4 separate regions of the Mus musculus genome follow, and all the other regions are linked to region 1. Evidence: chromatin loops called from intact Hi-C (ENCODE). Cell type or tissue: left cerebral cortex. All regions are shown on one strand.

Evidence for each region. Hi-C counts contacts between places; a loop is a spot of excess contacts. Peaks named below come from ENCODE experiments on the same cell type or tissue, not always from the same donor. Only the 100,000 strongest peaks of a DNase experiment are listed, where the experiment ranks them.
Region 2: it touches region 1 in a loop (16-fold over the local background); 4 of 42 quality-filtered maps call a loop at or near these places.
Region 3: a loop joins it to region 1, with 9 times the contacts of the local background. A loop is called at or near these places in 23 of 42 quality-filtered maps.
Region 4: it touches region 1 in a loop (7-fold over the local background); 9 of 42 quality-filtered maps call a loop at or near these places.

The regions. Positions count from the first base shown.
Region 1 is chr7:108,931,046-108,939,045 of GRCm38, reverse strand. It overlaps Eif3f (eukaryotic translation initiation factor 3, subunit F), which reads right to left and starts at 4,631. Exons shown (of 8, transcript NM_025344.2): 1 at 4,239-4,631; 2 at 1,230-1,300; 3 at 931-1,010; 4 at 500-637. The coding sequence starts at 4,614. In left cerebral cortex, a CTCF peak has its summit at 4,889 (motif pointing right); DNase peaks (open chromatin) are centred at 4,069 and 4,792; H3K4me3 peaks cover 1,330 bases; H3K27ac peaks cover 652 bases.
Region 2 is chr7:107,858,628-107,866,627 of GRCm38, reverse strand. It overlaps the pseudogene Olfr471-ps1 and the pseudogene Gm10156. Among named protein-coding and RNA genes, the nearest start is that of Olfr470, 17 kb to the right of the region's middle. In left cerebral cortex, a CTCF peak has its summit at 3,722 (motif pointing left); a DNase peak (open chromatin) is centred at 3,664.
Region 3 is chr7:108,810,885-108,818,884 of GRCm38, reverse strand. No RefSeq gene overlaps it. Among named protein-coding and RNA genes, the nearest start is that of Olfr514, 11 kb to the left of the region's middle. In left cerebral cortex, a CTCF peak has its summit at 3,882 (motif pointing left); a DNase peak (open chromatin) is centred at 3,860.
Region 4 is chr7:108,846,560-108,854,559 of GRCm38, reverse strand. No RefSeq gene overlaps it. Among named protein-coding and RNA genes, the nearest start is that of Olfr516, 4.6 kb to the right of the region's middle. In left cerebral cortex, a CTCF peak has its summit at 3,185 (motif pointing left); DNase peaks (open chromatin) are centred at 3,186 and 5,791.

The DNA of each region.
Region 1 (8,000 bases):
GGTCTGTGTTTTATCACAGTAATAGAGAGCAAACCAAGCTGTGCAGTGGTGGTGCATGCTTTTAATCCCAGCACTTGGGAGGCGGAGCCTGGTCCGAGGCCAGCCTGGTCTACTGAGTGAGTTCCAGGTCAGTCTGGGCTATACAGAGAAACCCTGTCTCCAAAAACAAAACAAAACAAAACAAAACAAAACAGAACGCAAACCAAGACAATGAAAAACTAATGATAATTCAGAAAAGCAACAAATACAGGCTCAGAAGAACCTGATAAACACATCATGTGTGGGTTAACTGTTCCAGAAGATGATGCTAAAGGCACTTCCATTTGGAATGGTTCCAAACAACAAATACTCCAGTGTAAGCAGGACCAGTGAGTGAGTGTGAGTTATGGGGTCCGACTTCACTTTAGAAACTTCTCTAATGACAGCTGTTAAAAGAGGAATAAAGTTCCTGAAGAGAAACTAAGCGGCAGGATTAGACCTGAGCGTGCCCAGGGCTCACCTGACATAGGCCTTGATGCTCATGCGCCCATGCTGGAGACCTGTGTCCACCGTGAGGTGAATGGGGTTCGGGGCCTCCCTGCTGTAGTACTCATGGATCAGCACTGAGTGTTCTGTGATGTCATGGCCTGTGGCATACCTGCAACAGCAATCATAGACGCAGGGCAGCTGACACCAATACCAAATGCAACAGCGCAGCGGGTGTTGCCGGGGTTCTCACACCCATTTTAGCAGTAATTAACAATATGAAAAACTGCATAACAAAGTTGTAATTGAAAATAAATATTCTTGACTTTCTAGGATCAAGTTATCATCAAAATCTCATAGGCTCTCGAGGTCACATGCTTTATATGTTCTATGTCTGAAAGGGGAGACGAGATCTAGTCTGATGACAATGAGACCCTCTATCCACTCCCACCCGCGCCATCTTACCAGCCTAGGATGAGCTCATTTGGGGAGACTTTTTTATGTAATTCATACATATTCTTAGCAAATTCCATGTCAACAGCCACCTAAGGGGGAAGGCAGGAGAGGAGGTTAAGAAGCTACAAGTATATGCTGAATAGGAAAAATTACCAACCCCCACCACCTGAGGAGGCCCAATGTGGACAGGGAAAGCAGAGCTTCAGCTGCAGCTCTGGCTACAGACACAGCACAGTGGGGCCTTCGGGGAAGTTAGGGGTTGAATGGCTGTGAACTATACAGGGGCTGCTTAAATCCTCTCAACTCACTTCATCTTCTGACTCATTGTGTGGCACCGAAAAGCAGTTGGTGACTTCTACCGAGTGCTTGTCAACAGTTCCTGGTAAAGAGAGAAGAGCCAGGCGTTACATAATCCTGAGAACTCAAAGCCCATGGCCCCTGACTACCCAATCCCCCAGGGTCAGGGCCCTTTCTAACTAAAGAGGAACAAGAACTCCTGAGCCTCCTGTCTCCAACAGCCCCATGCTAGGATCACAGGTACGCATCACCACACCTGGCTCCTGTGGTGCTGGAGAGTGAATTCAGGGCTTTATGCACGATAGGCAAGTGGTCTATAACTAAGCTGTTTCTCCAGGTCCTGCTTTTGGAGATGGCCTCAAAGTCAGCAAACACGAAGCCAACACATTAGCCCCAAGTCCAGCATCAACAGAACTAGTATTTTCCAGAACTCAAACTCAGAGACCCCCCCCCCCTTTCCATCACCAGACACGATTAAGCCTTCCTTTGCAAGGTCTCCTTTGCCTGCTATTTCCCCCTACCAGCCCTTCCCCACAATACTCTGTACTTTCTAGAGTAGTAGTTTTTAATCTTTTAATGCTGTGACCATCATGTTGTGGTAACCCTTAACCATAAAATTATTTTCATTGATAATTCATAACTACAATTTTGCTACTGTTATAAATGTAATTGAAATACTTGTGTTTTCTGATGATCTTCTGTGAAAGGGTCATTCCACCCCCAGAGGTTTTCTTACCAGACTTCCTCTCACACCCCTAACTCTCACATTAGTTACTGGATCTCACTGAGCCATAGGTCCCAACTATTCTCACTTGATGTCCTGGTACCTTCCTTTAAGTTCCTCACCCCCTACCCCTTGTAACATGTCTCTGCTAGTGTTGTCTTTTGTTGGCTAGCGTTATGGTTTCATTTTCTGAACTATGTGGTGGTTTGAATATGCTTGGCCCAGAGAGTGGTGCTAACAGGAGGTATGGCCTTGTTGGACTAGGTGTGCCACTGTGGGAGTGGGCTTTGAGACCCTCCTTCTAGCCGGGTGGGACGAAGCCCAGTCTTCTTCTGGGTTCCCTTGAATAAGACATGGAACTCTCAGCTCCTTCTCCAGTGCCATGCCCGCCTGGATGCTGCCATGCTTCCCACCTTGATGATAATGGACTGAACCTCAGAACCAGTAAGCAGCCACAGTGAAATGCTGCCTTGGTCATGGTGTCTGTTCACAGCAATGGAACCCTAAGACAAGGTTCTTAACCCACAGGTATACCTTCTGTCATCTGAACACTCACCAACTTTGACCACTGTGACTGCTTCCCCCATTTCAGAGCCTTTTCTCCTAGGGCCTCCAAGATACCAGTCTCTTCTAGCTTTTCCCCTTCTCTTCCTAATCTGTTAGCTCCTCTGACACCTCAGGGTTTCAGCATTGTTAGTGTTCCCAGTTTTTGTTCTATGCTTCTTTTCTAGGTCAAGTACTGGCCCAGAAACACTTCAGTTCATGTTTATGTGCCCAATCTCTTTTGCATTATTTATGGCTCTTTTCCTGCTACAAGGGCAGAGTTGAGTAGCTGTGACAGACTGCACACAAAGCTGAAAATATTCCCTGACTTTTTTTAAAAACACAGCTACCAATCCCTGTGGTAGGTGAGTACATCTACCTCTTTATTTCAGTTACTTATCTTCTGGGGGCTAGGGCATACTTGCCCACACCTCTTTACATTTGCATCTTCACACGTACTGTTAAAATTTGCCTTTCTTTTATACTGATTAATTATGGATGTGCAACTGCTTGCCCATGGAAGTCAGAGGACCGTCTGCAGGTTTTCTCCTTCCATCATGTGGGCTCTGGGAAGTGAAGCACGGGCAGGCAGTGAAGCGCCCTGGCAGCCCTGCTTACTCAATTTTCTACTTGACCAACCCACTGGTACACTCAGGGGCACCTCACAAGGAATACCAAGCCCAAGCCACACTCTGTCCTTTCTTCTTGTATGCACAACGGCAGCTCTAGAACTCACCCAAACCCCTCTCATGCTGCAGTTCTGTCACGCCTTGACCTGCGAGCTCTATTTCCTTGCGTCCACTCTCTGCCTCTCTCTGCCTCCCCTTTGCAGGTGCTCTGCTTCAGCCCTCAATCTGCTGTCCAGGCCCAACTCAGGTCTACTACTTTCCACAAAGCAGGCATGTTCTCTAGTTTCCCCTGCCTCGGCTCTGGAATGAGTGCTGGTCATGGGCCTCTGCAGAGACCAGCCTGGAGGAGTCTTCTCAGCTCCCTGTGAGTCCTGCCCCACAGGCAGGTGACCAAACCACTGAGGGCTTCACTTCCTGCCACCCTCCCGTAAGCCTGGGATGCCAACCTCTTCAGATAGTTGGCTTCTCTTCATCTTGAAGGTTAGCGACGGACACATAATACAACAACAGTCTGTGTCCAAATGAAAAATCAGAGGAGTGAGGTGGGGGTTGGGGGTGGGGGTAGAACTTGGAGCTGAGCATATCTAGGGTTTATGAACCAGTATGTAGGAAAACCTTGGGACACGTGCCTGTCTGAAAAGTTTAGGAAAGCTAGATATTATATATCCAGAATATGTTACAAATATACCTGGTTTATTTGAGTTGGAGGAAGCTTCTGACACATCCTCTTCCCTAACATGGGTGGTGGGCACTTTCTGTTTGTGCTGGGGTGGTGGTAGGTCACTGCATAAGAGAGGGCATGTGGGTACTCTGTTTAACGGGTCAAGGGCTTTGAACTTGCTGTCATTTGAGCTTTCATTTTTGGCAGCATGCCCTCTCAGTACCACGTTGTTGGGAGTATAAAATAACATGTAGATCAAGTATCACAAACTACGCAATAGCTTATACCTACTCCTTGCACATTTCTGTGGCTTAACGGCAATTCGGCTGAATTCAGATCACTCGGGAAGGCAAGCCACAGTAGGAAGGTGCAAAAAGAGAAACAGGCTAAGAGTTCAGGGGCGATGGAACGAGAGGAATAGTAAGATGCACAGGAAGAAAACATTAATTTCCCCAGAACTCACCCAACAGGGTTCCAATAACTCGGGCAGCTCCCTCGTTGCGGCGTTCGTAGCTGTCCACGATCGAGGCCAAAATGACGGGGTGTAGCCTGACCACGCGGCCGCCCGGGAAAGGCCCCGGGAGGGCGGGCCCGGGCTGCGAAGGCGCCGGCGTCTGCGCTGGGGCTGGCGCGGAGGCTGGGGTCTGGCCCGGGGCTGCAGGCGCAGCTACAGCAGGATCAGACGAGACGGGCGCCGGGGACGCAGCGGGAGTCGCAGCCGGTGTCGGAGCTGGCGTGGATGGGGTCGGGGCTGAAGCCGGGGCTGCGGTGACGACCGGCGCCGGGGCTGCGGCTGCAGTGGCAGGAGGGACATTAGCCGGTACGGCCGGAGAAGCCATCTTGCCGAGAAAGAGAGAGAGCCTAGAACAGAAGAGCGTGAGTTGGAGGAATTAGAAATTTGATTGGCTAAATTTATACCACGTGAATCATATCTTGATGACTATTGGACATGAAATTTCCGGCTAGTTGTAAGTTTTAGTGCGCGGTGTGCGCTTTAATTTCTGTCCGATGCGCACTCAGTGTGTAGGAGTCCAGAGTAGTTCCTAGTAACTTTAGGACTTCCTGGGGTGGGAATGGGGAGGAAGCAACTAGCAATCTACACAGTTGCCACCAGGTGGCGGCACAGAGTAGTGTAAAGGTCGCAATTGTTTAAGACTTAAATGGATATTAAATATCAGTCTTACAGGGGATTCACTGTTACATCCATTTAACTTATTAATCAATGAATTAAAATTTGGACTCAGGATCTACTTTGCATTCCACGCCTAGCCATATAGGTTAGGTTGGCCTGGAACTTACCTCAACTTTCCTGCCTCTGCTTCCCGAATGCTAGGACTATAGGCAGGAATCATCATGCCTGACCAATAGTGCTTTATTTGTGATGGCTTCATAAGGCATCATTAGGGAGGCATATTCATTCAACAATTTAAATGCTTAATATGCACCAGACTCTCTCTTATATGCTAGGGTATATAAGTGAACTAAATAGCAAAGGGTTGCATTCTCTTTGGGGGAGAGAAAAGGACTAAATCCTACATTAGGTTAGAAAGTGCTTCGATACACAGTAAATTATTATTACTATTTGACTGTGCTATGAGAAAGAAATGATCAGTGGAGGTTATGAGAGCATGAAAGATTATGAAGGGTTAGAGTAGGATACAATGAGGGTATCAAGTTGGAGTGGAAACTTGAAGAATTCAGGCAGCCAACTATTATTTGGGGTTTTGTAGGGAGAGCTCTTCTGGTGGAGTGAACAGTTCATGTAGAGGGCTTAAGGTGAATGAGAGCAAGACTAGTACATTTAAAGAAAGAATTTGGTGGTTAAATGGCATTATCAAAAGAAAGGATAGATCTCTAAGCAGGGCCAGGAGCTAATTATGAAGACTCCTATGCTGGTACTGGAGAGATGGCTCAGCGGTTAGGAACACAACTAGAGTTGTGAGTAGCTGTAAGCCACCAACCAACCCCTTCCCCTTGCTAGAACCTCAACGCAGATTCTCTGCAATAACCTCTTCCAAAGGTCCTAAGTTCAATTCCCAGCAACTACACAGTGGCTTACAATCATTTGTAATAGGATCTGATGCCTCCTTCTGGTGTGTCTGAAGATAGGGACAGTGTGTGTGTGTGTGTAATAGATAAATAAATATTTTCATTTTTTATTTTTATTTTTTGGTTTTTTGAGACAGGGTTTCTCTGTATAGCCCTGGCTGTCCTGGAACTCACTTTGTAGACCAGGCTGGCCTCGAACTCAGAAATCCGCCTGCCTCTGCCTCCCGAGTGCTGGGATTAAAGGCGTGCGCCACCATGCCCGGCAGATAAATCTTTTTAAAAAGACTCCTATGCTATAAAAAAATTTGGGCAGTAGAAAGATAGTTCAGTGAGAGAGAAACACACACACACACACACACACACACACACACACACACACACACAGAGACACAGAGAGAGAGAGAGACAGAGAGACACACAGAGATTCTCTGTTGTTGCAGAAAATCTGCATTGAGGTTCCAGCAAGGGGAAGGGTTGGTTGGTGGCTCACAGCTACACACAACTCTAGTTCCAGAGAAACCTATGTCCTCTTCTGGCCTCCACAGGCATTGCACTCACATGTACATACATACCCAGTCACAGACACATGCATACACAATTAAGAAAATAAAATCTTCAAAATACGTTTGTTTTTATAAAGGAAATGAGTGTTTTATGATCTTCAGGCAGCAAGCTGGAGGTATTGGTTTGATATTGAAAGCCAGCAGGCTCAAACCTCATGAACCAATGTTTTAGTTTTATTCAGAAGGCCAGAGGTAACTCATGATGCTTCGCAGAGTTAGTAGTGTAGGAAGCTCTTTTTACTTTCTCTTTTCAAAACAAGGTTTCTCTGTGTGGCCCTGACTGTCCTGGAACTTAGAGATCCACTTGGCTCTGCCTCCCTGAATGCTGGGATTAAAGGTGTGTGCCACCACTGTCCAGCATCCTTTTTCTTTTATTAAAGTTTTCATGTGTGTGTACTATATGCATAGGTGTGTGTGTGTGTGTGTGTGTGTGTGTGTGCCAGACATGAAGGACATTGGGTGTCCTGCTCTATCACCCTCTTCCCTATTCCCTTAAGACTGTGTCTCTCACTGAGCCTGGCGCTAGGCTGGTAGTCAGCAAACCCCAGCATCCTCTGTCTCACCATCTACAATGCTGGGGTTGCAGGCTCACGAGCTACCACTCCTGGATTTATGTGGGTGCTGGGATTATAACTCAGGTCCTCATGCTTGCATAGCAAGTGCTCTTCCCTGCTGAACTATCTCCTTAGCTCCTTTAAAAAGCTTTCTTGTTGGCATAGATTCTTTGTACTCAGGTGGATATTCCCACCGATTCTCTCTCTCTCTTTAAAGATTATTTATTTATTTATTTATTTATTGAATGTACATGAGTACACTGTTTTCAGATGCACCAGAAGAAGGCATGAGATCCCATTACAGATGGTTGTGAGCCACCATGTGACTGCTGGGAATTGAACTCAGGACCTCTGGAAGAGTAGCCAGTGCTCTTAATCACTGAGCCACCTCACCAACCCCAACCTATTCCTCTCTTTAATCCTCCTCCATTAGTCTTTTTCTTCCCCTAGTCTTCTTTCCACTTTCATGTTATATATGTATGTGCTACGTGTGGGTTATGTTATATATAAAAATAAAATTCTAGGATCCTCAAATGAGGGAAACATGGTCTATAAACAGTAAGAAGAGACCTCCTTTAAAAAATGTATGTATGTATGTATGTATGTATGTATGTATGTATGTGTTTATTTATTCACTTTACATCTTGCTCACTGCCCCCTCCAAGTCACCTCTTCCTGCAATCATTCCTCCATTTTCTCCCTCTTCTTCTCTGGATATGCCCCCATCCTGGCACTTCAAGTCTCTGCAAGGCTAGGCACTTCCTCTCCCACTGAGGCCAGACAAGGCAGCTCAGCTAGAACATATCCCATATACAGATAACAGCTGTTGGGATAGCTCCCACTCCAATTGTTTGGAACCCACATGAAGACCAAGCTGCACATCGGCTACATATGTGTGGGAAGCCTAGTTCCAGCCCGAGTATGTTCTTTGGTTGGTGGTTCAGACTCTGAGAGCTCCAAGGGTCTAAGATAGTTGATTCTGTTGGTCTTCCTGTAGAGTTCCTATCCCCTTAGGATCCTGCAATCATTCTTATTCTTCCATTAGAATCCTCAATCTCC
Region 2 (8,000 bases), 1.1 Mb after region 1:
AACCAGATCCCCCCCAAAGCTCCCAGGGGCTTAACCATCAACCAATGAGTATACATGGAGGGACCCATGGATCCAGCTGCTTATATAGCAGAGGATTGACTTATCTAGCATCAATGGGAGGGGGACCCCCTAAGTCCTGTGGAGGTTCCATAACCCAGCATACAGGAATGCTAGGGTGCTGAGGTGCTGGGGGATGGGGGGAGTCGGGGTTGGTGGGGGAGCACCCTCATAGAAACAGGGGATGGGGGAGAGGACATGGGGGTCAACTGGAAGTGGGGGTAACATTGGAAATATAAATAAAAATAATGAGCTGGGCATGGTGGCACATGCCTTTAATCCCAGCACTCGGGAGGCAGAGGCAGGCGGATTTCTGAGTTCGAGGCCAGCCTGGACTACAAAGTGAGTTCCAGGACAGCCAGGGATACACAGAGAAACCCTGTCTCAAAAAATTCAAAAAATAAAAAATAAAAAAATAATGTAGGTGACTTACACAAAAACAAATATTACATCTCTTCCTGTAGCACCCTAAAGTGTGACTACAAAAGATACAATGATGCTCAAGAAAGTAGTTCCAAGCACCTGCTTCTGATGTCACAGATGATCACAGGATTGCCCATGCTAATTATAATTATTCAAATCAAGTTACAAAACCAACTAGATATCTGAAGTTCTAATATTGCCTGTTAATAATGAAGAGAATAAAACCCTTGGGATTTTAAGAAATATCTCAGCCAGCAAAGTCTATATGAGAACAGACACCCAATTTTCTTGTCTCATTGGATTTTCTCCCACTGGACTTTCAATTATATGCTAATAAAGATGAGTATGTCTAGTGGTAAGCTGTTTATGGTCTAACATCACAAACAGTCCCAAGTCCTGCATAAGAAAGTCCTATTATAGGAAGATAATTCCTGGAACCTGTTCATGCTGCAATATTTGTCAAACAGGTAACATTCAATCTTTCTTTTATATTGATACATAAATGTCCCAAGTGGAGGCCTCAGGCTTCTGAATTAGTCAGTCTCGGGCCAGAAGAAGAACATCATCTCTACCTCTTTTATTAAGTAATGTCTTATTTATTCCTTGAGAGTTTCATACAATATATTTTTGTCATATTTATTCCCTTCTAACTTTTCTCAGATCCTTCCCCACCTCCTCCTTCATACTCAACCAACTCATATTCTCTCCCTTCCTCCCTCCTTCTCCCTATTCATCTCCCTCCCTCCCTCTCCATCCCCCTCTCCCTCTCTCTGTGTATGTCTGTCTGTCTATGTCTCTCGGTCTCTCGGTCTCTCGGTCTCTCGGTCTCTCGGTCTCTCGGTCTCTCGGTCTCTCGGTCTCTCGGTCTCTCGGTCTCTCGGTCTCTCTCTCTCTCTCTCTCTCTCTCTCTCTCTCTCTCTCTCTCTCTCTCTCTCTCTCTCTGTGTGTGTGTGTGTGTGTGTGTGTGTGTGTCTGTCCGTCTGTCTGTCTGTCTTTGTCTGTCTCTCTCTGTTTCTCTATCTCTGCTTTCTCTCTCTTTCTTCTTTTTCCTAAACCTACCCTCTCCAGTTAGCGTTGGCCATCTACTCCTGGGTGTAACTCCTGTCTTGGAGTGTTAACTATACTCTAAGTGTCACCCCACTAAAGAAAATAGACCTTCACTCTCCCAGAAGTAATAAAATGCCAATATCTGCTCAGCTACAGGTGGAACTTTGTGCTCACTGGCCCTCATCCAGTCTGGGTTTTTGTCTGGCTTGAGCTAGTACAGGTCTTGTACTTGCTGTCACAATCACTGTAAGTGCATCTACCTCATTGTGTCTGAAAAACACTGCTTCCTTGCACTTATCCACTGCCTCTGACTCATAAACTCTCTACCCCTCCTATTCTACAGAACCCTTGAGAGTATAGATGCCCCATTTAGGGCTAAGAATTCTGCAATATCTTATTTTTCTGCACATTGTCCAGTTGTGAGTCTCTGTGGTACTTACCATCTACCACAAGAAGAAACTACCCTGATGAGGCTGAGAGATGTACTGATCTGGGTATAGCAATAAGTTATTAGATGACATTTTATAATTTGCGCTTTTATCTAACTCACTAAGCACTGCTTAAATCTAAGTGGTAGAAACTCAGACTACTTTAAGTGCATTCATGTATGAATGGACATGTAAATTACTTTCATATCTTGGCTACAGTTGTAACGTTACTACATCATATGGAAATTCTACCATTTGTGTATTGGGAATCTCTATACTGTTCTTCAAAATGACAGCTAATTTAAAATCCAAAGTAGACTGTGCACTGATATCACTCATGAGACTCAATTTACAGTTACATATGATTATACACAATAAATTTATATTATGGTTTTATTAACTAAGTTGTCAGTTCAATAATTCATAAAAATATATTAGGATATTTCTTGTTAACACTATTGCCTTAAACATAGTCTATCTTCATTTCAGGGTTCTGTTGATTCTCCTGATTAAACTACCCATTCGGTTTTTTGTTTTTTTTTTTTTTTTTGTGTGTGTGTGTGTGTTCAGGTTTCATCTTTTAATTAGCTCCATAAAGGACATCCTAAACACATCAGACACAATAGAATACTTTTCTTCCAGTATTAAAAAATGACATTCACAAACATTTTAAAGAAGCTCTTCTATATAATCAGGATGGTGATCTTTAATAAAAAACATCTCTAAGCAATCATGATCTTGACTCGGATTGTTCATAGGTACATTCAGAAATCACTTTCTGGCCATGATAAATATTGTTTACAAGGTTTTAAAATGTCCCTAAATACACATCAACTTTAAAAACTGATTTAGCCTGGCCACTTTTTTCTTTTGGCCAGAAACAATAATCCTGAGTGCCTAAACAAAAATTCTGATAAAAGGAAAAATATTGGGACTGTAACAAATGTCTTAAAATTTGTTTTTAAAAGGGAAAAATGATTAAAGAACACATGGAGCTTTCTAAAAGTTCTTTAACAAACTACCTTGGGAGCTCAATTCAAAAATAGAACTTGATGTACTAAAACAGACGTTTCAGCGCAGCTCCAAAAATCTTTATAAATACAGCAATTTGCAAGGACGATCCTGGATCAGAAGTGTTATTCCTTGTGTGTATTTTGTGTGCATGCCCCATCTCAGTTGTCATAATTGTCTCTGTAATTTCCTCCTGAGTAGCGGTCATAGCCACCCTGGCTGCCACTGTAGTCTCTAGACCGCCCATACCCATATCCATATCCTCCAGGACGACTGTCATATCTTCCACTTCCATATCCCTGGTCTCCACCACCTCTAGAGTAACTGCGACCACGCCCACCAAAGGCACCCCCTCTGGATCCCCTGGCAAACTTTCCTGCATGATCAACTCGGATTTGGCGCCCATCCAGGGACTCTCCATTCATGGCTCTCATCGCATCTGAGGCATGCTCTGGGTTTGTGAAGGTGATGAAGTCAAAACCCTGGGATCTTTGAGTCTCCCGGTCCTTGACAACAACCACCTCAGAGATAGGCCCAAAGCTGCTGAAGTGGTCTTCAAGTGCCTGTTCATCGGTGTTGAAGTTGAGCCCTCCTACGAAGAGTTTCCCTTCTTCAGACGACATGGCAGAAGGAAAGTCCTGGAAATTAAAAGTCAGAGGACGGCAGAGACGATGAGCTCGAAGGAACCGGGAGAACCTCGGTTTTTATTAAAGTAACTGATTTTTTGATATCCCTTTCATATGAAACAATCTGATGCCCCCATGTGGCTAACATAAGCATCTGCTATTTTGCTGACATAAGATATAATAATGTAATACGGAATTCATTCTTTTGCTCATTCCACTCAGTTCTTAAAGTACAAATAATGACCTCAAATAGAATTGATTCTCATGCTTTTCTCAGAATTACTCTCCATGTGAAATTTCCCTTTATACTAATTGCAGTTATACTAACTAGGTGGTGTTAAGCTGCCCCAATAGATAAACACTAGGAATTTAGTGTGAGCTAACACAGCACAGTTCTATCTGACTTCGAGTGCATGTACAATATATGCCCTATTCCCACAGTTGAAACCTGGGCTAGTGAGAGGTTCTGCTATATTGTAGATGTATCGTGTAAAAGGTGTCAGTTTAGAAATTAGAAGAGAGTTGCGGACTGGTACTGTAGTTTGATCCTCATAAAATACCATTCACCTTCACAACAGAGTAGCATGCACCACCCACAGTGGCACAAGATCACAAGAAGACTAGGAAGGACCGGCTTCAATAGGACTGAGAAATAGAATTGAATCATATATCATATAGACCAGCATACAACTGTCACTTCAACTATTTGGGGTCTCAGCGCATCAGCGCTCTATGCATTAATTATACCTCCTTCCTTGATCAAAAGCCACTTCTGTGAGTGAGTCCTGTGTTCTGATCTGAGTCACTGCTCAGTTTGTATCTGTGGGCTTAAGGTAAATGATGATTAATATTCTGAAATTATTCATGATGTAACTTGGTTTGGGAAAGATTTGGGGGAAAACAAACATCAGAACAAAATGAAATCCACATTTATTTTTAATGGGCTAAATGTGGAGTAGTGTATATCAATCATGAGGCCATTTAATGTATTCTGATAGCCACTGGTTTTATTTCAGTAGGAAGCACTTCAAAAAAGATAGAGCCTGGGAACCACACAATGGTAACAGAGTTCATTATTTTGGGGCTAACTGAGGTCCCCACCCTTTGTTGTATCTTCTTTGTGTTGTTCCTGGGTGTCTACATCACCACCATATTGGGCAATGTCAGCATAATCATGTTGATCAGAAGAAGCCCTCAGCTTCACACCCCAATGTACCTTTTCCTCAGCCACTTGGCCTTTGTGGACATTGGGTACTCCAGCTCAGTCACACCTGTCATGATTGTGAGTTTGCTGAGAGAGAGAACTGCCATCCCTGTGGCTGGTTGCATAGTCCAGCTTGGCTCTGATGTGGTCTTTGGGACTGCTGAGTTCTTCCTGCTGGCTGCCATGGACTATGATCGCTATGTGGCCATCTGCTCACCCCTGCTCTACTCCACTCTCATGTCTCCCAAGGTCTGCCTCATCTTATTGGTTATTTCCTACATGGGTGGATGTGTGAATTCTTCATCATGTACCAGTTGTTTATTGAGCCTGACTTTTTGTGGACCAAATAAAGTCAACCATTTCTTCTGTGATCTCCCACCACTGGTGGAGCTTTCCTGTACCCATGTTTATGTTGCTGAAATGTCTCCTGCCATCTCAGCAGGCTCCATCATCGTCATCACCCTGTTCGTAATCATTATTTCATATGTCTACATCCTTCACTCCATCCTCAGGATGCACTCTACTGAGGGCAGGCACAAAGCCTTCTCCACCTGTACCTCCCACCTCACTGCAGTCACCTTGTTTTATGGGACAGTTACATTTGTTTATGTCATACCAAAGTCAAGCCACTCGCCCAACCAAATTAAAGTGGTGTCTGTGTTCTACACAGTGGTGATCCCCATGCTGAATCCCTTGATCTACAGTCTGAGGTACAAGGAGGTAAAAGAGGCCATGAGGAAATTGATGGCGAAAACACATTCCTCATTTTGTTTTTTTTTTTTTTTTTTTTTTTTTTTTTTTTTTTTTTTTTTCCATTTTTTATTAGGTATTTAGCTCATTTACATTTCCAATGCTATACCAAAAGTCCCCCTTACCCACCCACCCCCACTCCCCTACCCACCCACTCCCCCCCTAGGCCCTGGCGTCCCCCTGTACCGGGGCACACAAAGTCTGCGTGTCCAATGGGCCTCTCTTTCCAGTGATGGCCGACTCGGCCATCCTTTGATACATATGCAGCTAGAGTCAAGAGCTCAGGGGTACTGGTTAGTTCATAATGTTGTTCCACCTATAGGGTTGAAGATCCCTTTAGCTCCTTGGGTACTTTCTCTAGCTCCTCCATTGGGAGCCCTGTGATCCATCCATTAGCTGACTGTGAGCATCCACTTCTGTGTTTGCTAGGCCCCGGCATAGTCTCACAAGAGACAGCTACATCTGGGTCCTTTCAGTAAAATCTTGCTAGTGTATGCAATGGTGTCAGCATTTGGATGCTGATTATGGGGTGGATCCCTGGCTATGGCAGTCTCTACATGGTCCATCCTTTCATCTCAGCTCCATACTTTGTTTCTGTAACTCCTTCCATGGGTGTTTTGTTCCCACTTCTAAGGAGGGGCATAGTGTCCACACTTCAGTCTTCATTTTTCTTGAGTTTCATGTGTTTAGGAAATTGTATCTTATATCGTGGGTATCCTAGGTTTTGGGCTAGTATCCACTTATCAGTGAGTACATATTGTGTGAGTTCCTTTGTGATTGTGTTACCTCACTCAGGATGATGCTCTCCAGGTCCATCCATTTGGCTAGGAATTTCATAAATTCATTCTTTTTAATAGCTGAGTAGTACTCCATTGTGTAGATGTACCACATTTTCTGTATCCATTCCTCTGTTGAGGGGCATCTGGGTTCTTTCCAGTTTCTGGCTATTATAAATAAGGCTGCTATGAACATAGTGGAGCATGTGTCCTTCTTACCAGTTGGGGCTTCTTCTGGATATATGCCCAGGAGAGGTATTGCTGGATCCTCCGGTAGTACTATGTCCAATTTTCTGAGGAACCGCCAGACTGATTTCCAGAGTGGTTGTACAAGCCTGCAATCCCACCAACAATGGAGGAGTGTTCCTCTTTCTCCACATCCTCGCCAGCATCTGCTGTCACCTGAATTTTTGATCTTAGCCATTCTGACTGGTGTGAGGTGGAATCTCAGGGTTGTTTTGATTTGCATTTCCCTGATGATTAAGGATGTTGAACATTTTTTCAGGTGCTTCTCTGCCATTCGGTATTCCTCAGGTGAGAATTCTTTGTTCAGTTCTGAGCCCCATTTTTTAAGGGGGTTATTTGATTTTCTGAGGTCCACCTTCTTGAGTTCTTTATATATGTTGGATATTAGTCCCCTATCTGATTTAGGATAGGTAAAGATCCTTTCCCAGTCTGTTGGTGGTCTTTTTGTCTTATAGACAGTGTCTTTTGCCTTGCAGAAACTTTGGAGTTTCATTAGATCCCATTTGTCAATTCTCGATCTTACAGCACAAGCCATTGCTGTTCTGTTCAGGAATTTTTCCCCTGTGCCCATATCTTCAAGGCTTTTCCCCACTTTCTCCTCTATAAGTTTCAGTGTCTCTGGTTTTATGTGAAGTTCCTTGATCCACTTAGATTTGACCTTAGTACAAGGAGATAAGTATGGATCGATTCGCATTCTTCTACATGATAACAACCAGTTGTGCCAGCACCAATTGTTGAAAATGCTGTCTTTCTTCCACTGGATGGTTTTGGCTCCCTTGTCGAAGATCAAGTGACCATAGGTGTGTGGGTTCATTTCTGGGTCTTCAATTCTATTCCATTGGTCCACTTGTCTGTCTCTATACCAGTACCATGCAGTTTTTATCACAATTGCTCTGTAGTAAAGCTTTAGGTCAGGCATGGTGATTCCACCAGAGGTTCTTTTATCCTTGAGAAGAGTTTTTGCTATCCTAGGTTTTTTGTTATTCCAAACAAATTTGCAAATTGCTCCTTCCAATTCGTTGAAGAATTGAGTTGGAATTTTGATGGGGATTGCATTGAATCTGTAGATTGCTTTTGGCAAGATAGCCATTTTTACAATGTTGATCCTGCCAATCCATGAGCATGGGAGATCTTTCCATCTTCTGAGATCTTCTTTAATTTCTTTCTTCAGAGACTTGAAGTTTTTATCATACAGATCTTTTACTTCCTTAGTTAGAGTCACGCCGAGATATTTTATATTATTTGTGACTATTGAGAAGGGTGTTGTTTCCCTAATTTCTTTCTCAGCCTGTTTATTCTTTGTGTAGAGAAAGGCCATTGACTTGTTTGAGTTAATTTTATATCCAGCTACTTCACCAAAGCTGTTTATCAGGTTTAGGAGTTCTCTGGTGGAATTTTTAGGGTCACTTATATATACTATCATATCATCTGC
Region 3 (8,000 bases), 120 kb after region 1:
CATGATAAAAGCAATCTACAGCAAATCAGTAGCCAACATCAAAGTGAATGGTGAGAAGCTGGAAGCAATCCCACTAAAATCAGGGACTAAACAAGGCTTCGCACTCTCTCCCTACCTATTAAACATTGTACTTAAAGTCCTAGCCAGAGCAATCCGACAACAAAAGGAGATCAAGGGGATACAAATTGGAAAGGAAGATATCAAAATATCACATTTTGCAGATGATATGATAGTATATATAAGTGACCCTAAAAATTCTACCAGAGAACTCCTAAGCCTGATAAACAGCTTCAATGAAGTAGCTGGATATAAAATTAACTCAAACAAGTAAATGGCCTTTCTGTACACAAAGGAGAAACAGCCTAAGAAAGAAATTAAGGAAACAATACCCTTCTCAATAGTCACAAATAATATAAAATACCTTGGCGTGACTCTAACTAAGGAAGTGAAAGATCTGTATGATAAGAACTTCAAGTCTCTGAAGAAAGAATTTAAAGAAGATCTCAGAAGATGGAAAGATCTCCCATGCTCATGGATTGGCAGGATCAATATAGTAAAAATGGCTATCTTGCCAAAAGCAATCTAAAGATTCAATGCAATCCCCATCAAAATTCCAACTCAATTCTTCAACGAATTAGAAAGGGCAATCTGGATTCATCTGGGATAACAGAAAACCTAGGATAGCAAAAACTCTTCTCAAGGATAAAAGAACCTCTGGTGGAATCACCACGCCTGACCTAAAGCTGTACTACAGAGCAATTGTGATAAAAACTGCATGGTACTGCTATAGTGACAGACAAGTAGACCAATGGAATAGAATTGAAGACCCAGAAATGAACCCACACACCTATTCCCAGACTCTTACATTACAGCTATGTTCTTTGTCCTGCACCTTCTCAGGGGTGGTGTCTCCTCACCTTCTCCTGCCTCTTTCTGCCCTGCCCAGCCATTGGCTGTTGGCATCTTTATTTACCAATCAGAACCAACTATGTGCACACACCCTAAGTGTCTTGTGTGCAGACAATTGTGTGAGTAGTTTTGGTGACCCAAATTAACATAATAAACCCACTCTACTGCATTATCAGGCTGTTTATGTTATGGATTTGGCTTCTGTTCTGTGAGGACACAAACTCTAACAAAGTGTCTGATCTTCTGACTTGATTTTGGAATCCGTTGGAATTTCTTTTATAGAGAAAATATGTCTCTCTGCTACTTAAAGAATGGGTAGGTCCCTATCATCCACCCTAGGATACAAATGTGATTATTTAATTATTTTAATTTCCTTTATTCTTGAATCATTTTTTTGTGTTCAATCTTTTTAAGAATGAATGGACATTTTTCAACAATGTTTCAATTTCCAGGATTTAGAGATATAAATAAAAATTCTTTTGTTTAAGCCATCCACTCTGCAATGTGTCACATTATACTATCCCATGGAAACCAGTGTATCCATATTTTTAAAAGTATTTAATATCATTACTCTTCATACATAATATTTATTAAGGAAGCCCTTTTGTAAACCTATGACTTAAAGCCAACTGAACAATTACTATTTTTAATCTGTAAATGTATTTATTGACCGTATGTTTTGTCTAGGTTTTGATCCCTACTGTGTTTGCTGACAACACAAGCTCTTATAATTTGAAATTTTGATCTTTTTTATTTCTTTGAATGTATCTGTCATTATTGTTTCCGTTCTGATTATTCTGACAGAATGGAATGGCAAAATGTGGCTTCCTTGCTGCTCCAGAATGGTGACCAGGCTCCCATCTCACTAGTGACATTGTCGGGGAGGATCCCTCACACAACCATGAACTGGTTTTGTCACTTGTCTCTTTAACTTCATCCATGCCCTTACAGCCTATTAAAGTAGAGGCCCAACGCAATTACATTTTTGTTGTTGTCCCACGAATAAACACCTGTAAAGTCATTCTGCTAATGTTCCATCCTAGGTTGTGTTCTGTTCACTATTATCCCACAAGCTTAACAAATTGAGCACAATGGGTTTGTCCTGTGAAGAGACAATTTTAATGATCGTAAAATGACTTGTATGGATAGACACTGTTCTAGGCCCTAGGAAAGCAAGATAAGAAAGATAGTCTAATGAGAGGAACTTATTTAAAACAAATGAAAGATTTGTTTACATGTATTAACAATTATTATAATTGTTACGAAGGAAACAGAGGATGCTGTGATGTAGTAACAATAAGGCCTTATCTCCTTGACTCCTGGGAGAAAATGAGCTTTTAAACCTTTTGAATGAGGCTTCAAGACTGATAGAAAAGCCAGAATGGGGCACTAAACAGAGGACCTATACAGCAGGAAGAAAGGCACAGGGCTTAAGGGTCTTGATGTGAAATTTTACAGGAAAGGAAAATCTGTAGATGTCATGGAGAGGTGGAATGGAGAGGTGAGCAGAAGAGATTCTATAAAAACTCATGGACAGTGAGAATGCCAAGTTTCGCCTAGTAGCCACTGTTGAATAACAGAAGGCTTTCAGACAAGGAGAGACAGGACCATATTTCAACTTTTGGTATATTCTGTGTGCTGAGTAATTGATAGGATGAAGGAATGGAAATAAGCAAGGAAGAGTCAATGCTACCCAGGCAGGACTGATGGTGGCTCAAGCTAGGAGAGATGAGAGTGTTTCCATGCTTAAGTAAGAATTCCAACTGACTTAACCTGATTGGGGATTGTATGCAGAAGCAGATAGGAGAAAAAGAAGTGTCAGGAATAAGTCTACACTTCAGGTTGGAGGTTCTCATTACTGAGATATGAAATGGATGGGAAAGAATCCTTGTGAGGAGTTGAAATCCAGTTTGGAGTAAACAACACTTAAAATGCTTGCTTACAATCAATGAGATTTATTAGCCAGGCTAAGAATTGTGACCAGGAGCGGTACAGGGAGACAGCGTTATAGGGCAAAAACAGGGGAGGGATGCAGGCTCTAGGAAGGTGATTTTAAATATACCACAGATACTGTTTATTATGTGAATTTTACAATAAAAGGAAAAGATGGGTAGAACTAAATGCAGAATGGTGAGTGTTTTTTTTTCTCTTCAAGAAGTTATTATTCCCACTTCTAGTAAAAGAGAGAAAATGGGTACCAGTAGAAACAGGTTGACTATTAGCTTCATAATTTGCCCAGAAATGATCCACAAACACATGTTATCTCTGCTATTTACCATGAAGTGTAAAATTGGAGGTAGAAGGAAAGTTTCCTCATTAGTTCCTATCATTTGAAAGATTTTGTGTTCTACTTCAGGAAGCTGTGCATGCACATGTACACACACACACACACACACACACACACACACACACACACACACACACGAGATTATTATAAAAAGGATTTAGGTATGCTACAAATATATAGTTATTTTGTGTATAATTTTAAATAATGGAAGTGTAAAAATAGGGTCCACTATGTAAGACTGAATTAAATTACTGCATAGGTTGCAGTCTTTCCGAAAAATCTAATAAAGAAGAAAGAGTGAATGCATTTAACACAGGGCTTGTGCCGATGTTTTCTGGGTAAAAGGTGAATATGAGTGGATAGATTTGTATACAAATAATGGGGAGAAAAGAGTCCTGTGAAACTACAGTTTCTAAACATTGATCTGCTTAGATTAGAAGACCAGAGGACACAGTATTAAAACAAAGAAAATGAGTTTAGGAAAACTGTCAGAAGGGAGCTTCTAGGTTCTATGTTAGAGGCCAGACTGGTCTATATAGGGAGTTCCAGGAGAGCCAAGAGTAAAAGTGAGACTTTGTTTAATAAGACAAGCAATCCCCAAGAACAACAATATCAACAAACAAAACCAAAACAGTTCTGATCAAGTCTGGTATGGCAGTAGATGGATCGAATTCACACTGCCACCTGGTGGTTCAAGAATGTAATTGATGTACGCTGTTCTGAAAGTCCATAAAATTAAACTTGGTCATGCCTTCAACATTTATTTATTTATTTATTTATTTATTTATTTATTTATTTATTTATTCATGCATTCATTCATTCATCTATTATTAGCTATTATCTTTATTTACATTTCAAATACTATCCCAAAAGTTCCCTATACCCTCCTCCCACCCTGCTCCCCTACCCACCCACTCCCACTTCCTGGCCCTGGCATTCCCCTGTACTGGGATTTATAAAGTTTGCAAGACCAAGGGGCCTCTCTTCCCAATGATGGCCGACTAGGCCATCTTCTGCTACATATGCAGCTAGAGACACGAGCTCTGGGGTTACTGGTTTGAAATAATTGGATCAACTACACCGGTTCCAGACATAAAAAAAATTTGGCAGGTGAAAAATTCAGAGGCAAATCTTACGTTCTTAGTAGGTGTTAGGCTTAAGACCAGAATGGCTGGCACAATCTTCACTTTGCCATCTCCTTTCCAAGTCTCTTGTCTTTCATCACCATTATCTCCATCACCACCACCATTAGCATTACTAACATCATCAGCATCATCAGCATCACCATACCTATTATTACCACAGCCATCACCATCATCATAATATTATCACAAGTGCTGAATACTCCATCAATGGGTGATGACACTAATTTTGAAGATTATGGGAACCTTGGAAAGAAGGACCTAACTGGAATAAACAGGTGTGCGTGTGTTTGTGTGTGTGAAGGACATATTTTTCTCTCCTCTGTGCGTTCAGGCCTCTTTATCATGCCTTCCTTTTCATGGATTAAAATACCTGACACTGAGATGAAAGACATCCTCGAGTTGTTTCCTCAAGCAGTTCTATTGTATTTTGTCACAACAAAATAAGGTCTAAAAAAACATAGGGAATTTGGTACTGAGAGATGTAGTTAGATGTGTGACTTTCTGATCATGTGGTTCACAAGCCATTGGAACTGGTTTGTGCAAGGCATTTGGAAAAATCTGAAAGGATGGGCTAGAATTCTGTTGCTACAGAAGTGCTAGAATTCTGGGAGCATATCTTAGTGGGGGTCATACAGTATGAATATGAAATATCTCTCAGGGCAGTGTTTGGGCCCTGAGTCCTCAGTTATTATTTTGTGAAGGCATAGGTTCTAGCTGACCTAAGCCACTAGAGATGAGGTTTGAGCATATAGCCTGGCCCTGTTAGTGCAAGACTCTGATTTCTTTGTTGGTACCATATGAAAAGCCATGGACTAAGCTGCTTCAGCCTTCATGCCTTCTCTGCTGGGAAACAGTGGTACAAATAGACGACTTCTTAAAATGGCCTCTGTCAGGCATTTTATTACAGTGAGGATAGAAATAATTGAAACAGAAAATAGGTACTGGCAAGTGGGGTTGTTGCGCTGTGGTAAACCTGATCATGTTGTTAGCAAACCATTGCAGATGGTTTGTGTGAAGAATGTGGAACTATTTGGAGATGGGATCTATAGAAGCCCCAGCACATTGTAAGCCATTCTGCTGGGCATTCAGAAAGCCAGTATGCCAACAGAAGTGCCAGCAAAGGCCAGGCTCAGAATGGTTCAGAGGCAGAAACAATGCTTTTGGGAATAGCTAGAGGGCATACATATGACATTCTGGCAAAGAATCTGGCTGTATTCTGCTCATATTCTGTATATCTGAGTGAGGCTGGCCGATCACAAAAATAATGAACTAGTTTACTTAGTGGAGTAAATTTCAAGAGCAGCATAGTATTTACAGTGTGAAATGGTTATTATTTTTTGCCCTTGGCCAGATTTATAGTGAGCAAAATATAGTAGAATGATCTGACAAATATGCAGTTTGCTGAGGAAAGAAGTTTTCATCCCTTAACATTGGAGATAAAGCAGATGCAGACAAAAGTGTCACTGTGGTTAAAGAGATTAGAGCCAGTAATGAGAGACCATGCTCCTCACTTCATACTAAACAATAGGGGAGCTGTCTATTGTCTTGAGGACAAGAACCTCTAATAGAAAAGGATCCAGAATATGAAACTGAACACCTATTTGAAAGTTTACCCTTTAAAAGAGAGTGCCTAAGAAAATAAAGCCCACAAGGTGCCTGACTCTAGAAACATACTCACATTAAGTCTACTGCAGATGTGGTAAAAGAGGGCCAAGCAGAATTTTTCATGACTTATATAGTGATTGTACGTATGACATATATTATACACAAATATTTATATATAGTATATATTTAAATATATGATTTTATATGTTTACACATAACGTATAACAACATATAGCATATAATATAAAATATAAATATAAAGTATCAAATATATAAAATATAATACACAATGCATAATATATAGTATAATGCATAATGTATAAAATACTATATGATATATAGTATATAGTATATATAATATATAATAAATATGCATAACAAATATATAATTTATAATCTATAGCATAAAACATTTAACACATAATATATAGCAAAATAGATAACATATAATATATAGTACATAGTTTATAATATGTAACATGTGATATGTTATATATAGCATATAGTATATAATACATAGCATATAGTATATAATATATAACACAATGCATAACATATAACATATAGCAAACAACATATAATGTATAACTCATAATGCATAATGTATAGGTATAGCATATATAATATACAATAAATTTAAGTATTATATATTTATATATGATGATATATGATTTATATAGTGTTTTATATAGTCATGATTTATATAGCACTGTTGTACAAGAACAAAGAATGAAAGAGCGAGGAGCCATCGTGGTTCCCGGATCCCTCGGAGACTAGTCTGCTCAGGTGAGAGTGGACTGCAGAGGCTGACATCTTTTGGGACAGGCAGAGGCCACACAGCTTCTGGGGCTGACCCCATTTTGGGCTCCAGGCATCCGGACACCTTCCTTGCCAGAGGAGAGGTGTCTGCCCCGCCCAGGAGGGCTTTGCCAGAGCACCTGGGGGAGCTGTCTCTGGACAAGGATCTCTCAGAGACTAGACTGTGTAGGTGAGAGTGCCGACTACGGAAGCTGCACAGCTTCTGGGACAGGCAGAAGCCACATAGCTTCTGGGGCAGACCCCATTTCGGGCTCCAGACTTCCAGGAACCTCCCCTGCCAGAGGAGAGGTGTCCGCTCTGCCTGGGAGGGCTTTTCCAGAGCACCTGGGGGAGCCATCTTGGTTCCCAGGTCCCTCAGAGACAAGCTGGGATGGGTAGAAGTCACACAGCTTCTGGGGCAGACCCCTTTTCAGGCTTCAGACATCTGGGCACCTTTCCTGCCAGAGGAGAGGTGTCCGCCCCCTCGGGAGGGCTTTGCCAGAGCACCTGGGAGAGCAGACTCTGGTCCGCAATCTCTCAGAGACTAGACTGTGTAGGTGAGAGTGCCGACTACAGAAGCTGCACAGCTTCTGGGACAGGCAGAAGCGGCATGGCTTCTGGGACAGGCCCTGTTTTGGGTCTTCATCTTCTGCCAGGAGGCAGGTCCAAAGGCCAGATATCTGTGCACTTTCCCTGCAAGTAGAGAGCTTGCCTGCAGAGAGTACTCTGACCACTGAAACTCAGGAGAGAGCTAGTCTCCCAGGTCTGCTGATAGAGGCTAAGAGACTCACAGGAGGAACTAGCTCTAACCAGAGACAACTATAACAACTAACTCCAGAGATTAAGGGTGGCTAAGGCAAATGTAAGAATCTTACTAACAGAAACCATCATCAGAACCCAGTACTCACACCTCAGCCAGTCCTGGATACCCCAACACACCTGAAAAGCTAGACCCGGATTTAAAAGCATATCTCATGATGATGGTAGAGGACATCAAGTAGGACTTTAATAACTCACTTAAAGAAATACAGGAGAACACTGCTAAACAGGTAGAAGACCTTAAAGAGGAAGCACAAAAATCCCTTAAAGTATTGTAAAAAAAACATGACCAAACAGGTGATGGAATTGAATAAAACCATCTAAGACCTAAAAAGGGAAGTAGACACTATAAAGAAAGTCCAAAGTGAGGCAATGCTGGAGATAGAAAAACTAGGAAAGAAAACTGGAACTATAGATGCAAGCATCAGCAACAGAGA
Region 4 (8,000 bases), 84 kb after region 1:
CATAATTTCAAACATAAACTGACTTTTCACATCACTGATTGTTTTCTTTGATGTGATTTTAATGTGATGTCATACCACCTGTCAGGTTTCATTCTTGTAGTGTGAACTCACGATGTGATATAAAAACAAAACACACACACCCATGCATGTATGCACGTACACACATTTGGGCATGCATGCACACACATACACACTCATCAGAAACACTCCTGTCAGCTTCCTTTCTGTGTTTTATTCTAGAAATTTTATGATTTCAGGTCTTACACTTAAGTCTTCAATTCATTTTCTTTTAGGCTTTTGGAGACAAGGTCTAACTCTATAGCTTTGGCTTGGCAGGCTTGGAACTCACTATATAGACAAGTTGGCCTTGAACATACTCCAAGCCTCCTTCCTCAGCCTTCCAAATTTTGGGTTTATAAGTGTGAGCCACTATATCTGCTTTAGTTGGTTTCAAATGGTGTAGAAGATAAGGATTTATATTCACTCCTTTGCAAAGGCATTCATATACTCCATCACCATTTATAGAAGAGATTATTCCTTCTCGGAATTAATTCTTGGTGCCCTCAGTTGCTTTTCTAAAATCTGATAAGACTTAGTTCATCCGGGTCATAAAGTCAGGAGAAATCCCTTCATCTAATGCAGGAATGTGATGCCCAGATAGTTTTAACTGCACACTGCCCCTTCCCTTTTAGTACTTCTCATCTGGCTATGGAAGCTTGGGTAATTAAAGTGCTCTGTAGAGCTTATTGAAACAAAGGTTTCAGCAAATAACTTTAGCATCTTTTTCTTTACTTTTTACCCCTTGGCCCTTGGGTGTCAAACATGAACACTTGCCAGATTATAGTACTATCACAATTTATATTCATCTAGACCCCTCTGGCATTTCACCAGAAATCTTTTCTTTTATTGAAAAAAAATCATACAATAGATTTTGATCATGCTTTTCCCTTTCCCCAATTCCTCCCTGATCCTCCATACCTCCATACTCACCCAACTTTATGACTTATATATCTCTTGACCCCTCTGGCATCAAACCAGGAATTGTCTACACTTTTGGATATAGGCATTTGTAATTACTAACAAGAATATTGTTTACTCAAATTAAGATACTCTGTCAGATGGTTCAGCAGTTAAGAGAGCTGGCTGTTCTATAGGATCCAGGTTTAATTCCCAGAACCCACACAGCAGTTCACAACTGTCTGTAACTCCAGTTATATAGGATCTGATCCCCCCCATACATATATGTAGGCAAAACACCAATGCATATACAAATACTTTCCCCATTTTAGCTTACTGGCAGTAGTGCAATTACACAGTTTCTTGTGCTTCTTCCCAAATTCACTCTATTGTTTCTTTTGTTCATTAGTAGGGACTCCAAAGGAAGTTGATTGTTTCCATACCTCACATTTCTCCTTACTAATTGCAAGGGTCCCATGGACTTTCTTACTGAGAAGCAGGTTTGGCATCTGTACAGAGTTCATAACAGTTGTGTTGAAAGTTGTTTCTTTAGCCTGTTTGAGAAAAGTGTGGTCAATTCAATAGAGACTCCTGAGTTAGTAGGGTTTTTCTATTTACCCTACACTTTTTTTTAAGACCTTTCCCCCTTAGTCCTACTTGTAGCACCATCCCCAAAGGCATTTGTTCTGCATGACATGACACACAGTGAAGTCATCTGTCTTTACTTCTAGTTATTCTTCATTTTCTGTCTCTCTTCATCATTTTCCTCCAGGACTGTCCATTTACTGTGAAATTTGTTGTATGGCCCCATTCATTCTATCTGTTTCCATTCTTTACTAGTCTGCCTAAAGAAAACAATGCATGCAAGTTTATCTTTCCCTTTATAGTCACACAGTGATTACAAGTATACAAAGTATTTTCTCACTAGTATATTAGCAAATTGAACCACAGTCTTGAGCCATTCTTGAGATTTATTCCTTAGGTATAATACTTATTTTTTTCTGGGGAGTTATTTTTTTAGTAAATATTTTCATATATATATTATTGGGATTGACACCATGACAGGTTATAGACAGTTCTATTAAAATTATCCACCTAGCCTCATATTCCAACCCAGTGATGTCCATGCAATGTGATTCATGGATTGACAGATAACCACTCTGCAGAGAAGAACAAAAGGAGGTGGTGTTGTGCCCACCTTGGCCGGCAAGGAAGACACAACACGGTCAGATTCTTCTTAATAGCCTTTATTACAGGAACGCCTCGATGCTGCTATGGGGGACCCCGGGAACCCAGGGAGCACTGCTTATATGTACCTCAGCACTGGAGAAGGCTCCGTGGCTCCCTGGGATTGGTCAGTCTACCGGCACCTAATTTGCATGCACCCGTTCGGGAGGGGTTGGCGCCAGATTTGGGCTAGCATCTGCACAGTGGTGTTGTTTACCACAAAGGCACACCTGAAACCGGCGCCATCCTAGAGTTGGCTTCTTACAAGGTGGGTTAATTTTTAGGTGTGAAATCTCTTCTCTATCAGGATTAGTGGTACATTTGCACTGGACACGGAATAAAGATGTTGGCAGCTTTGATGCTCCTAAAAGAGAGATGTTCTTTGACAATGGAGCCCCCTCTAGAAAGCTAGAGGTAGAATATAGAGACAAGGATCCACATCTTTTGACATTGGAAAAGGTCCCCTAAGATATTAGAGAGGAGAGACTGAAAGAAGAATTTATGTCCTGGCCACATCATCTGAGCTCTAAGTCTTGACTGGTTCATCCCTATATCTGCTGGGCATGAGACAATGGTCCCATTGATTGGTCAAGTCAGTTTGGACTAACTCCTAAGTGCAATGATTCTTATACAAGGCCTGTGAGAATAAATAAGATTGCCTGTATTTCACTTAAAAGTTAATAGGACTAGAGAACTTACATCTTTTACTCAAGTTGGGAAGACCAAACTGTGGATACTTCAGTCCTCCTTAGAATAGGGAACAAAATACCCATGAAAGGAGTTACAGAGACACAGTTTGGAGCTAAGATGAAAGGATGAACTATCCAGAGTCTACCCCACCCCAGGATCCATCCCATAATCAGCCACCAAACTCAGACACTATTGCATATGCCAGCAAGATTTTGCTGAAGGGACCCTGGTATAGCTGTCTCCTTTGAAGTTATGCCAGTGCCTGGCAAATACTGAAGTGGATGTTCACAGTCATCTATAACATGGAACATAGGGCCCCCCAGTGGAGAAGCTAGAGAAATCACCCAAGGAGCTGAAGTGGTCTGCAACCATATAGGTGGAACAACAGTATGAACTAATCAGTACCCCCAGAGCTCATGTCTCTAGCTGCATATGTAGCAGAAGATGGCCTACTTGGCAATCACTGGAAAGAGAGGTCCCTTGGTATTGCAAACTTTATATGCCCCAGTATTGGGGAATGTCAGGACTAAGAAGTAGGAATGGGTGGGTAGGGGAGCAGGGTGGGGGGAGGGTATAGGGAATTTTCAGGATAGCATTTGAAATGTAAATAAAGAAAATATTAAAAAAACAAAACAAAACAAAACACCCAAAAAATCCAAAAAAACCCAACATACAAGCAAAAACCAAACTGGGGGGTGGGGGGAACTTGATGATAATAAAACCAGACTTTCCATAAGGTAACTTTACACATTTTATTACAGTGAACAAGATGTTTGCTTGTGATGAGATTTCCCCTTGTATCAGCTTGCTCTCACTGTGGACTGCAACCTCTCTCTATCTTCTAGGTCTTATTTTTAGCATCTGCGAAATGTCTGCTTCTATTTCCTTAAGGTCGGGCCAAGTCAGCTCATCATCCACACAACTACATTTTCATAACTGGGGACACAATGGTGAAATCAAATCTCCTGTGTGAACACATGCTCATTAGTCCCTGTAGAAGCCTGAAAGAGAGCTGCATCTAGTTATTACATTGGTGTTTCCTGATCTCCACAGAGGAAAGTCTGTATACATGGAGTGTAAGGTCTCCAGAGAGAAGGCTTCTCCCAGAGCATACAATGTTATAAAATCAGTGCACCCATTCACCAAGTTGTATGGATGGGAATGCTTTTAAATATGAGGTCACATATCTGATCCATTAGGGTAAGCATCAGCTCATAGGTTTTGAGCTAAAGATTGTGCTTGAGAGAGTCTATCATTGGCTTCCACCTTATCAATCATGTCAGGGGGATCCTATTTCAATTCTACTGGCATTTGGGGGTACTTGGCAAGTGATCGCTCTGCTTTGGTAAGAAAACCAGTTGCTCCAGTTGTTTCCCCTTTCTTCTTCACACAAGGGTGTAGATAACAGCTGTAGCTCTAAGGGAGTAAGCTGGCATAAGTCATCAGTTCACAGTGATCAGATCAGAGTGAGGTGGTCAAGAACAATTCTGTAGGAGAGGAAACTCTGAGGAGAGAGCTACTTGTTCTACATGATAAGGAAGGTTAATGCAAAAGCCAGTGAAACATGCTGGTGAGTTATCCAAGTTAGCACCAGGCACTCCATAATAAAGGAAGAGAAGGGCTAGTCAGGTCCAGTTATTTATTCAATTATTATTTGTTATTTTTGTTTGTTTTTTTTGAGACAGAGTTTCTCTGTCTAGTCTTGGGTGTCCTGGAACTCAGTCTGTAGACCAGGATGGCCTTGAACTTAGAAATCCACCTGCCTTTGCCTCCCCAGTGCTAGGATTAAAGGTGCGCACCACCACTGCCTGGCTCTAGTTCTTATAAAACATTCACAAAAGTATGACTTAGATTTATTTAATAAATTTTATCAGCCTACTTGTTTGTTTAGTTAAATAAGATCCTCTCTGTATTACCTTATAACTTGTTTTGTACATTAGAAAAAATTTTTTGAGTTAAAGTTTTTATTTTCCTTCAGAGATAATTTTACTTATTTTATGAAACTTTTGACATCAATAACATATTATTGTAGTTAGCTTAGGCACATTGGTATGTTTGTGTTCATGTGTGTGTGTGTGTGTGTGTGTGTGTGTGTGTGTGTGTGTGTGTATGTGTTGGCCTGTACATGTAGAGTTCAGAGGCTGACATTGGGTGGCTTCTTTTATAGTTCTCTGCCTTTTTCTTTTTGTTCTTTGAGACAGGATCTCACTGTATAGCCCTGATTGACCTAGAACTCTCCTGTCTCTGCTTCCTGAGTGCTGGGACTAAAGGCATGCAGCATCATGTTAAGATATCTACCTTATTTTCTATGACAGAGTCTCATGGAACTTGAGCTTGCCATTTCAGCTCTGCCGACTGAGCAGTGAGTCCTGGAATCTGCCTGTCTCCACTCTGCCCTGGAGCTGGTATAACACATGCATATCACTGTGTGAACCCAGCTATTTCAAGTGGTTTCTGGGGCTCCAAACTCAGGTCCTCAAACATGAACATGAACACGAAGCAAGTTACCCACTGAGCCATCTCCCTAGTCCTAGGAATTTGCTTTTAGGAGATCACCAGAGTCATACTCAGAAATCAACTTTAAAAAAAACACCTCTCTGTTTTGTCCTAATAATCTGAACCCAAGGTATCATGTGTCAGTTTGTTATACAATTCTGTCTTCTGGCTTTCCTGTGTCATGTTCCATACTATAAATATGCTGTTTCTCTCTAAAGCTTTATGTAATGGCTGGCATCCTCTGTTCTAGTACTCAGGTGTCACTAGAGCAAATCCGCTCACTTATGCTTCTACAACTGTCTCTCCCACTCTTGTTTCCTTACATGCCTGGCAGAGGAATGAACATTTCATTCTGTGAGTCAAGAGAGGCCTGAGTGTTTTGGGAGGAAGCATGGGATTGTTTTGATGGAGTCATAGGAGACAGATGGGAGGAGAAGGTGTGAGATGTGGGACGTCATCAGGGTTCCATATACTGATGAGAAGGAACTTGAATGGTGGCCAGGATCTGGCAATGTTTATGGGATTCTGGCTCTAAGGATGTACGAGTACTGACAGTGGGGAGAAATCTGGAAACAAGGGGAGTTAGAGTGGAGGGAGAATTAGGTAGAGGGGAGTCAAGTGGAGGGAGAGTGGGGAGCTTTGTACAGAAGGGGGCTCTGAAGGGGAGTTGGACAAGGAGGAAAACAGTTAGCTGTATGTAAGATTGGAAGATGGTAGAGAATCAGGAATTCCATGCTCGTTTACTGCCTGACTCTTGTAGACCTCCCTCAGCTTAGCCCTCTTTTTATTTAATTAGGAATTTTCCTTGTTTACATTTTCAATGCTATCCCAAAGGTCCCCCATACCCACCCCCCCCAATCCCCTACCCACCCACTCCCCCTTTTTGGCCCTGGTGTGCCCCTGTACTGGGGCATATAAAGTTTGCAAGTACAATGGGCCTCTCTTTGCAGTGATGGCCGACTAGACCATCTTTTGATACATATGCAGCTAAAGACAAAAGCTCCCGGGTACTGGTTAGTTCATATTGTTGTTCCACCTATAGGGTTGCAGATCCCTTTAGCTCCTTGGGTAATTTCTCTAGCTCCTCCATTGGGGGCCGTGTGACCCATCCAATAGCTGACTGTGATCATCCACTTCTGTGTTTGCTAGGCCCCGGCATAGTCTCACAAGAGAGAGCTATATCTGGGTCCTTTCAGCAAAATCTTGCTAGTGTATGCAATGGTGTCAGCATTTGGAAGCTGATTATGGGATGGATCCCTGCATATGGCTAGCCCTCTTTTTACTGCAGTTTTCTACTGATGAATAAGATGCCCAGCTCAGAGCCAGAAGGGCTGTTTGGGGGTAATTCCTGACCATATAGGTAGGGTGTCCACGTACAGGGAGGGGCATAGGCTCAAGCTGGACTGTTGTGGCTAGGTCCAGACCAATTCTTAAACCAGTGCTGCTCATGCCCCATAGCCAGCCTCAAACTTCTAGAAAAGTCAGACAGTGAATGTGGATCTTCTTATTCTCCTGTTGTTGATTATTTCCCTTTAGACACAGTAGTCAACTGAGGGTAGAGTCCAGGCTTTCTTAACTTAAATAATTATTCCTCTATGGATTTATTAAGTTTCAATTTATCACTTTTATCTATTACATACATGGCTACCTGTTTTCAATTCTGGGAACAACACAAAGTCTAGAACAAAATTATTGTCATCCTGCAGTTTATATTCTAGTTTATATTATTTTAGGCATAAAGCACATAAAGATTGGATTATTTTTATTTGTAGTGAGTGCTCTAGCAAATGGCAATCAGGTGATAGGAGTTAGAGCTCTGGGTAGCAAAGATGCACAGAGTGGCTTGGGTGTCTTCTGTGGAGTGTATAGCTCAGGTTTATCTGAAAAGGTGTCGACATTCCTTGGTGATGGGTGTTAAACCAGGGAGTGTGTGACACAAACTCCAAGTATAGGTGTATTTTCTTTTAAAGGGAGCAAATGAGTCATAGATTCAGAATGGTACTACATGATGTTTTCTAAAGTCATTTTCTGCACTCAAGAATCAATGATAGAAAATTGGTTTCTAACATTTCTCATTGGGGCAAATTTTAGTAAATTTGGTACACCTGGACCAGAAACCAAAAAAATATTCTGGAAGCCATTTGATTTATGTTCCTTTGTGGTCACTTTGTCTACAAATCAAATTTTTAGGGATATGGTATATTTATTCAGGTATATATGGTTTAGTTTTCATTCTTAACAAAGTAAAAGAACTGTGCTTTGTACTTTGGTATTTATAAAAATCATTTATCAATATAGTTCATGTAATTTATCATAGTTTTAATTTGTTTACATTTTTTACTATTTGCCTAACTTGAAAGTCTTTCTTTAAAATTCATATACAAGTATACAATTAAAAGTAACACAGAGGTGCATGCATAAGAGTTATGGAAGGTGGATTCTCAATAACACAATGCTTGTATCCGTCCTCAGAATGGGTTTGGTTGATTTTTTGGTCCATAGGAAATGTTTCCAAAGACTATTACTCTACTAGTCAACGTTCTAGCTTTAAAATTATTATTATTATTATTATTATTATTATTATTATTACATAGTGTGTATGTGTGTGTGAGTGTGAGTATGATTGTGTG